2 separate regions of the Homo sapiens genome follow, and region 1 is linked to region 2. A link is an interaction called in ENCODE POLR2A ChIA-PET data of the cell type or tissue named here. Cell type or tissue: MCF 10A. All regions are shown on one strand.

The links. Peaks named below come from ENCODE experiments on the same cell type or tissue, not always from the same donor. Only the 100,000 strongest peaks of a DNase experiment are listed, where the experiment ranks them.
Region 1: POLR2A ChIA-PET joins it to region 2 with 5 read pairs; 3 of 35 experiments call an interaction of 5 or more read pairs at or near these places.

Annotation. Positions count from the first base shown.
Region 1 is chr1:151,846,827-151,851,826 of GRCh38, reverse strand. THEM5 (thioesterase superfamily member 5) reads left to right here. Exons shown (of 6, transcript NM_182578.4): 3 at 636-774; 4 at 3,535-3,645; 5 at 3,965-4,089; 6 at 4,413-4,726. The coding sequence ends at 4,456. It overlaps C2CD4D-AS1 (C2CD4D and THEM5 antisense RNA 1), which reads right to left. Exons shown (of 4, transcript NR_152846.1): 4 at 292-1,594. Among named protein-coding and RNA genes, the nearest start is that of THEM5, 4.4 kb to the left of the region's middle. RefSeq lists an enhancer at 3,136-3,903. In MCF 10A, no CTCF peak of the experiment used is centred here; no DNase peak of the experiment used is centred here.
Region 2 is chr1:152,045,556-152,050,555 of GRCh38, reverse strand. LOC101927949 (a long non-coding RNA gene) reads left to right here and starts at 669. Exons shown (of 4, transcript XR_922147.2): 1 at 669-740; 2 at 2,122-2,283; 3 at 2,648-2,734; 4 at 2,819-3,267. RefSeq lists enhancers at 395-956, 2,143-2,462, 1,835-3,034. In MCF 10A, a CTCF peak has its summit at 2,540; DNase peaks (open chromatin) are centred at 685, 1,975, 2,375, 2,745 and 1 weaker place.

The DNA of each region.
Region 1 (5,000 bases), 200 kb after region 2:
ATGATCCTAATGGATCCTAATGATAGAGCTTCCACCTTCTTGTGTGTGTGTGTGCACTCGTGTGTGCACGCATGTGTATCTCCCTGTCTCTCTCACTCATATATGTTGTCTTCCTGCCTAGTGATGAAGGAGTGGTACAGGGGACAGACTACCCTTGGGTTTATGGCACAAACAAAGCAGGAATACCAACATAATTTTTTTTCAAAGAATTTGATACTTCCAAAAAAGGATGTAGTAGTGGTAGCTGTCTTGGAAAAAAAAAATCAGAACTTTGATGGACTTTTCTGCTCTTATTTTACTGTTTACTATTATTCTTTTGAATTATATGTGAGTTACATGAGTAATTACATTTTCAATTTTCAATGCTTATGGTCTCTTAAAGTCTTGCCCTGGCCCTGATCCTATCTCCATTCTCAGCCAGGGCACTTCCTGCATGTTTCTGCCCTAGACAGAAAGGCTCTGTGAGGACAGCAACTGTGCCTCTGCTCCCAGAGGGAAGGCTCCCTGGGGGTGGACCTGGTGTCCTCTGGTTTTCTCTCCTTAATCTTGTACCAGAGGCAAGACTCAACCAAATGGTGCTGCATCCTGACCATACCCTCCCTTCTCCGGCTGCAACACTGCCTATCTCTCCCCAGACAAAGGTGACTGTCGCATCTTCACCAGGTGCATCCAAGTGGAAGGACAAGGCTTTGAGTATGTCATCTTTTTCCAGCCAACCCAGAAGAAGTCGGTCTGTCTTTTCCAACCAGGCTCCTACCTGGAGGGGCCCCCAGGGTAAGGTCACTGGTAGGACCTTGGCTGCCTCCTGGGCTTGGCTCAGCAGGGCAGGTTCAGCACCCACCAGGCTGGCCCTGGAGTCTCTATCTTTCTCTAAGGGGTGAGGAAGGGAGTGTGGGGCACTAGGCTTCAGCCTCACAATACCAGGCCTGGAAGGACACACAGGGTTATCTGGCCTAATCCCCAGTGTGCAGATATGGGCTTCTCATCAAAGTCTCAAAATTTTCTGGACAAAAGACCTGAGAGGCCACTTTGAGAAGAATGTGGTACACTTGGAAGAGGGCAAGATCCGGAATCTAGACTCTGACTTGGTGTCCTGCCTGGCTGCTGCTGGCTGTGGGACTCTGAGCAAGCAATTGACCCCTGGTCTTTAGTCTTCTTACCTGAAACCTGGGGCAATAATATCTACCTGCCAGGGTGACCAGAGATATGATATTATGGGCCTATGTGTGCGTGCTCATGAACCGTAAAGCACAGTACAGCTATCAGACACTTCTACCCAAAACCCATGTTCTATCCATGGGGAAATGGAGATGCACACAGCTAAAGTAACTTGCCCGAGGCAGCACCAGCAATCAAAGTCAGATCCAGGACTCTAATCTGGGAGGTGAGATTCCAAGTCCACTGTTCTCTCCACTCTACTCTGCTGCCTCCAGACTTGGAACAGACCTCAGGAGGAATGCACACTGGGCATAAATGTGTCCACAAGGGAAATCAGGCTGACCGTGGGTCACCAAGTTCATGGTTGTCCCCCTTCTCTTCCATCCGGATGCCTGCTCCAGACAGTCACTGAAGGCTGGAGGTGGTGCTGGAGCTCCTGCAAGGGAGAGACAAGAGAGGGCAGGAGTGGCTTTAGGGTCCTGAAGCCTGAGAGGGGCTTAACTGGGGTTAAATAGAATCCAGAGTGCTAAATAGATGTCAGGGCCTCCAGAGGCTGTGGATGCCAACTGCAGCCCTCAGTCACCTTGGCCATCCCAAAGGAGTCCTCCACAGGGACACTGCTCCACACACTAGGCTGTGCAGATACTAGTGAATTGCTCAGAGCCCTGCCCAGGCCATGGACTCCCTCCTTTCTGAAGCATGGCTGACTTTTATTTAGGGGCTGATGGAAGTGAGGCCAAAGAGGCAGAGGAGGACCATCCAACACTAAGGCCAGTCAGTGGATTGAGGGGTTGGGGGTCTAGAGAAGAGATTAGTATCCACCAGGCCCCTAGACCATGGGGAGTGGGAAGGAGGAGTTACTCGTTGGCCAAGAGCTACTCTGTAGATCCACATACTGGCCAATGGGTCCCCAGGCTGGCCAGTGAGGACAAGGAGGAGAGAGTTGGTTTCGAGTTCTTTGACACCAACTCTTTTCACTCTCTTTCAAGCAATTTGGGAGGCAGACAGGGAAGTGCCTAAGAAGTGTGTAAATTATGTTTGCAAACATTTGTTTATTTAATCTGCTGAGATCAGAATTGTGAAATTCATGGTGGAAAAACTAAGGCTCAGAAAGGTTTAGCAATTTGCTCAAGATCAAACATGTAGTGAGCTGTGGGACAAGGAGTCCAACTGGGTGGATAGAGACTAAAGAAGCAGGGAGGGAAGGGTCTGGAAAAGCCACTGGTCACAGCAGCAGGAGGGTAACCCATGGCAGTACAGTGTGGACAGCTGATCTGGCTCTGTGGAGAATGGGCTGTGCTTTTGAAAATCAGGAACTCAAATCTGCTTGGTGTTATTTGAATTCTAAAATGGGTGCCTATTTTCCCAAATTAGCCAACCATGAAGTAGCTGACATAAAGCTTGCAAAAGCAAGAATGAACATTTTACGCTTTTTTTTTTTTTTTTAATTTTGAGACAGTCTTGATCTGTTGCCCAGGCTGGAATGCAGTGGCACAATCTCAGCTCACTGCAACCTCCACCCACCGGGTTCAATCGATTCTCATGTCTCAGCCTCTCGAGTAGCTGAGTTACAGGCGCTTGCCACCACACCCGTCTAATTTTTATATTTTTTAGTAGAGACGGAGTTTCACCATACTGGCCAAGCTGGTCTCGAACTCCTGACATCAAGTGATCTGCCCACCTCAGCCTCCCAAAGTGCTGGGATTACAGGCGTGAGCCACTGCGACTGGCCATTCTATGCATTCTAAATAAAGCAAATGTCTGCGGCATTTGAGCATTTCAGCTCAATTTCAGCATTGAGCCTGCTGAAGCAGGCGCTCTGCTTTCTGTGGCAACGCTGCTCAGAAGTGTGTCATGCCAGCCCTTGATAGGTCATAAGTTATGTTTCACATTTACTTATCTTGAGATGTGGGCCCCGCACTGGCTGTAGTGACTGGTAAGGTGAGAAACAGCCCAGGGTTGTGCCTCAAAGACTGAGTCAAAAAGTTCAGGGACTTTTTCATTTCCTGTATATGCCCATCCTTCCAAATTATGGCAATTATTGCCAGCAATTAGGTAATGAACCAGAAAAATGTTTTCTATTAACTTTATCAGAAAAAAACAATTTCCCTGATGAAATAAAATGTTGTATCATTGGCTGCAAACGCATGCTGAAGCAAAACAGAAAAGCTCAGTTGATTTTGACGGGTTTGATCAGATGGGATGCAGCTGTTTCCTTCTTTCCTATTTGGCTGCCCTGAGGCTGAACGTCTGTGTTTGGAAGGGTCTAGGGAAAGGGAAAGGTAGGATCACCACAGGAGGGAGGGAAGGCCCATTGAGGGGGTCTGCCCAGCAGCCCCAGCCCAGGCCTTGCTCCTCACCTTACCCCACCCCCAGGTTTGCTCACGGCGGGTCCCTGGCAGCCATGATGGACGAGACCTTTTCTAAAACTGCCTTCCTGGCTGGAGAGGGGCTGTTCACACTAAGTCTCAACATCAGGTTCAAAAAGTAAGTATGGGCCCCTGGGGCATTGGCCAAAGTCACAGACCTTTTCATCCCTGGAAGTGGCCATCCTCGGCAGCTGGGGTGTAGGAGCCCTGCCTGCCACTCTCCTTCCCCAGCCCACTCCCAAGCAATTCCTCTAGTCCCTGGCCAGGACACAGCCTCTGCTGTCCAACTTTGGGAGCTGACAAAAAGGCCCTGAGCCCAGGGCCACTTCTGAGTCCTCGAGGCCGGGAGGGATGAAGAGAGGGAAGAGGACACAGAGAGTGAAGGGATGGGGAACCGGGTTCACATGAGAGATGGGCTAAGCTGCCTCGTCTCCCAGCTTGATCCCCGTGGACTCTCTGGTTGTAATGGACGTAGAACTGGACAAGATTGAGGACCAGAAGCTTTACATGTCCTGCATCGCCCACAGCAGAGACCAGCAGACAGTTTATGCCAAGTCCTCAGGTAAAGGAGCCCCCAGCCCAGCCCCAGGCCCCGTCCCACCACCACCCACCCCCAGAACAAACAGGAGGAAGAAAAGATGCCAATGATTCATCCCAAGCTGCGGTCCAGCTTCTTTAGGGGTGGGATAGGGCACCTACTAGGGACACAGATGAAGCAAGGGAGAGCAGAACTAGGATTTTTTTTTCTATATATGAGTTATCCAACCTGTAACGAAAGGACAGGACCCAGGTAATGGGTAATTTGCAGCCAAATGCTCAGAGTGTCCATCAAGCTCCAGCCATCTCAGTGCAGCTCTTGCAGCTCAACTCACCCTTCTCTTGCAGGTGTTTTCCTTCAGCTGCAGTTGGAAGAAGAGTCTCCCCAGTAACAGTCACTGTGCCTGCAGGAGAGCCACTGCCTCCCCTGCCTGCCTCCTGCCTCCTGCCTCCCCTGCCTGCCTCCTGCCTCCTGCCTCCCCTGCCTGCCTCCTGCCTCCCCTGCCTGCCTCCTGCCTCCTGCCTCCCCTGCCTGCCTCCTGCCTCCTGCCTCCCCTGCCTGCCTGGGACCCATCAAAGAGCAGGGAGGGGTCCTCAAGCAGCAATTGGTGAGGCGAGGGAAAGGACCCTTTTCTCTGAGTAAATAAAGTCTCACAGTCCCATTCTCGGCCCAGGGCCTTTCTGTGGTTGGAAATCAAAATCCTTCCAGGGCATCTCACATACCCACCTTCCCATTCAGCACCGACTGAAAAGATTTACTGAGTACCCGCCAGGTGTCAGGCACTGTGTGAGGCACCAGGCACCCAGAAGTGAAAGACAGGGCCCCGGTCTCAAGATGCACAATGCGGGAGCCAGGTGCCAAGTCAGAGTGCCCTATCACGCTCCTCCCACACCCACCCTGGCTTCCATCATGAGTGCAGTGTCATCTCAGCGGGA
Region 2 (5,000 bases):
CCTCCCTCATAATCCCCTGTTGGTTAGTGAGAATTATTAACATGCAGACTCTTGACCTCCTGAATCAGAGTCTCTGAGTGTGGTGTCCAGGGACCTGAACTGTTAACAAGCTCCCAAGGTGAGACTTGTGCACACTAAAGTTTGACAACCACTACCCTAAACAAGCATGATATTTTTTAATGTTGACACTTGCACAGTGAGGTACGGGATGCTCTTGGTCAATTTAACACTCTGATAAAATAGATTCCAATTACACCATGAAACCATTAAAAATGACAAGACAGAAGAATATTTAATGACATAAAAAGGTATTTATAACAAATAGTTATGTTAAAATAATCAAGTCTTATCCCACTTTAGAGTAAAATCTGAATGTTTATATGCACATAGAATGCAAGTCAGGAAGAACGTAGCTGGAAAATTAACCTGCATAATAAAATTGTCGGTGCTTTATTTTTTTTTTCTATCTACATTTTCTACATTTTTGCAACATGTACACAAGTACATGTGCATATTGTAATGTCCACGGGAGCGAGACTTTGTTTTACCGCTGTTGTTGTTATTGTTTTCCGTTTACTGCAGCACTTTATTTTTCCTTATATTACAACGTGTTGCTGAGGCTTCATGATCTCACATAACAGTAAAAACCAAAATCTGTTCTCATGTTTAGTTGTGCAACAGGAAGAACTGCATCACAGAATATTTTGCAAGAACCTGAATCATCCCATTTGGCTAAAAAGGTATGATATTATTCTTCATCTCTTATAATGTTTATGCACTAAAATTTGCTTGATAACAGTTTATAAGTGGACTAATGCTAAAGACAGGTGTGTGTAACAGGGTGATTAGAAAAAAATAGATAACACAGACATAAAAGCATTCACTGGATCGGCCATTTTAATTAATATTTGTAAATCCACAAATGAAATATTTCGCAATTATGGAACAAAGAAGGTGGTCATCATCTCTTTAACAAAATTATAAGCCATCAAAGTTTTTTAAAGTATTGCATTTGAACAACGCAGATGCAAGAAGAAACAGAAGCAATGCTGAACTAGAACCTATTACAGGTGTATTTGAAATCTGGAGTCAGCTATTTACAAAATGGATATGTGCCAGGTTCATGCATGACAGTTGATGAGCAGTTAACTGCATCAAAATACACACACACACACACACACACACAAAATAAGCAAATATGTGTGTAGCTTCAAATCTAGGAAAATATGGAGTAAAAATTTGGGTTTGCTATATCTAAATTCTTATTATTTCTTTTTTTATTTTCTTTCTTTGGTTTTTTTTTTTTTTTTTTTTTTTTTGAGATGGAGTCTTGCTCTGTCTTCCAGGCTGGAATGCAGTGGCGTGACCTCAGCACACTGCAACCTCCACCTTCTAAGTTCAAGCGATTCTCCTGCCTCTGCCTCCTGAGTAGCTGGGATTACAGACGTGTACCACCATGCCTACCTAATTTTTGTATTTTTAGTAGAGCTGGGATTTCACCATGTTGGCCAGGCTGGTCTTGAACTCCTGACCTCAAGTGATATACCCACTTCAGCATCCCAAATTTCTGGGATTACAGGCGTGAGCCACCACACCCAGCCTATTATTTCTAATACAGTTTTTTTTTTGTTTTTTTTTTTACTATTCTTACTTCTACAAGTTATTTACAAGATGAATCAAAAGATAGATGATAGATAAATAGACAGATACAGATAGATAATTAAAAGCGTCCATTGGACCTAAATGGTAAAAGGTGATTATTTTTCCTGGTATTCTGAGGGTTAAGGCCTCACATGATTCCTGTAACTCTACAAGTTACTTATTAGTTGAGTAAACCTGAAAGAGATTAAGAATTCGGTGGCCTTTGTGAGGCACTGCCCCACCCTGCCCACCAGGCTCTGCCGCTCCATGGCAACTCCAGCCAGCTCCTCCCTCCCCCTGCCACCAGCTGGTGAAGTCACCAGAACTGCCACCCTCGGGCATTGTGGGGCAATGAAGGTGGGTGGAGGGAATGAGGCACCACAACAGTATTTCCCTCTAGCAGCTCCTGGGACTGGGTTTTCTGGCATTTCTATCTCCCCCAAATATCTGTAACAGGCGGTGTTCATATCTCTAAATCAGAGTTCTGGCTGCTGAGGTAGCAGGACTGAGACCGGGGCTGGACCCTGACTGAGACCCAGGAGCCAGCAGCCTCTAGCCACTCCAGTCACAGGCACAGCCCAGGGACCCACCGCCACGCCCTCCTGCAAGATAAAGGAAGCAGCAACTCAGACATCAGGGTGGGTGAGTCACTTCCTGGGCCGTGGCTCAGGGCCTCCACTCTGCTCCAGGCCTAAAACGCCCTTTCTGCTCAGATCACAAAAACCACTCGTTTCCTGTCCACAGCTAGATTTCTTTACTGGCCAGCCTGGCTTGGAGGGAGGTGCAGAGCAGCCAGTCTTAGAGAGGGTACGTCAGGACTCCTCCCTACTCCCACACAGGCGACCAGATCCCGAGGCTGCAGGCAGAGTGTGCCTTTCTGCTGCCCAGCGCCCCCACAGGCCCAGCAGCACACACTGTGATCTTCAACCTGCTTTATTTGTTTCAAGTTTGCCGTTTAAAAGGCAACTTGCTCTAGAAGGGCATTTGCTTTCCTCTCTTCCTCTAGACACACCCACCAAAACACAAGGAGAGGCCCTGAAAAGTAACTGGAAAGTCACAGACCGTTCTGGCAAGTGGAGTTGATGAGAAACAGGTAATTCCTGCTCGTGGGGCTGACTGGTTTTCTGCTTTGGCTCCCAATCAAGAGGTGACTAAACACAGAGGGGAATTTTACCAGGCCCCAGAGACTCGGATTGGAGCGAGAGAGTTCCATGGGCTCAGCTGGGAAATGAGGCACAAGGAGCCAGCCCCAGAACAGAGACCCCTCCAAAGCCAACAGCTCCAGAACCGCCTCTTGCCACAACATTCAATGCCCTGGCTTTGATGTTTTGTGTCTCTTGCTGACTCACAAACTTGGGAGGTAACTGGCTTTCCCTATCAAAAATTACTAACCCTTGAGGGGCAATTTCGCGATAGCTGTCAACATTTTCAATGTTCATAATCTGGACACCATTGATTCTGCCTACTTTCAGGGGTTTTTCCTCAGATATGCCCAGACATACACAGGATTTCTGGATCATTGATTAGGGAAAAAATGATGCCATCTAATTGTCTTTCATCAAGAACCCACTATTTGGCTGGGTGCAGTGGCTCACACCTGTAATCCCAGCACTTTAAGAGGCTGAGGCGGGCGGATCACTTGAGCTCAGGAATTTGAGACCAGCCTGGACAACATGGGGAAACCCTGTCTCTACTAAAAATACAAAAAATTAGCCAGGTATTGTGGCACACACCTATGGTCTCAGCTACTCGTAGGCTGAGATGGGAGGATCACTTGAGCCTAGGAGGCAGAGGTTGCAGTGACCCGAGATCGTGCCACTGCACTCCAGCCTAGGTGAGAGAGTGAGACCCCACCTCAAAAAAAAAAAAAACCTACTATTAGATATTTGATATTCCACCTGTATTATAGAATACTATGTAGTCGTTAAGAAGGTAGAGGCTGAGCACAGTGGCTCCCGCCTGTAATCCCAGCACTTTGGGAGGCTGAGGCGGACGGATCACAAGGCCAGGAGATCGAGACCATCCTGGCCAACGTGGTGAAACTCTGTCTCTATTAAAAATACAAAGAAAATAAGCTGGGCGTGGTGACACACGCCTGTAGTCCAAGCTACTCAGCAGTCTGAGGCAGGAGAATCGCTTGAACCCGGGAAGTGGAGGTTGCAGTGAGCTGAGATCATGCCACTACACTCCAGCGCGATACTCCAGAGCGATACTCCGTCTCAAAAAAAAAAAAAGGAAGAAGAAGAAAGTAGAAAGATATGCACTGGTATACAGATCACTAAGTGAAAACAAAGCAAGTGGCAGATGAGTGTATACAGTGTGACTCCATACTGTGTACATACTCAAACAAAACAACAGTCTTTTAACAACAGAGACACTTTCTGAGAAATTTTGTCATTGTGGAAACATCATAGAAACCTAAATAGTATAGCCTACTACACGCCCAGGCTATATAGTATAGTCTGTGGCTCCTAGGCTCCAAAGCTGTGCAGCATGTGACTGTACTGAATACTGTAGGCAATTATAACACAATGGTAGGTATTTGTGTATCTAAACATAGAAAGGTACAGTAAAAATATGGTATAAAAGATTAAAAATGCTATACCTGGCATCACATGGCATCAGCTGGACTAGCTCCCCTGAGGCTGGAGGATCCACTTCCAAGATAGCTCACTCATGTGGCTGTCACTTTGGTGCTGGCTCTTGATTCTCTTCTACTTGAGCTTCCTCACAGCATGGTGGATGGCTTCCATGAGTGAGTGTCCCAAGGGAGAACCAGGGAGACATCATCTCACCTTTTAACATCAAGTCTGAGAAATCATGTAGCATTATTTCTGAAACAGTCACAAGCCTACCTAGGTTCAAGGGGGAAAAATATAGAACCTACCTTTTGATAGAAAGAGTGTGAAGGTCACTTTGTAAGAGCGTGTGGGAGGCAGATATTGTTTTGCCCATTTGGGGAAAATACAATCTACCAAGCTCCCACCCCAAACAATTCATCTTAGCTAATTAAGGTAATTTCATCCCTTTGGCCAACAATTGGTTCAGGGCTAGGCAGGACTGAACAGTTTTGGGCAGTGAGACTCAAGAGAAGCTTGCTCAGGGTTTTTGAGAAAAAGAAGTTTCTCCCACTTGAACAAGGAAATACATGCTCCTTATGTGCCACCTGCTTCTGGTGGCCATCCTATGATTACAAGGGAAATGTGGATCACGGGATAAAAAGACTGAAGAGCCTTGTCCCTGATGACATCACTAAGATGCTGAATCAATCAGCCCTGGAGACTGCTCTGTCCTGGGACCTACTTTTATGGAGAAAATAAATAATAATTTTATGAATACTGAACCCTATTTGAGTCAAG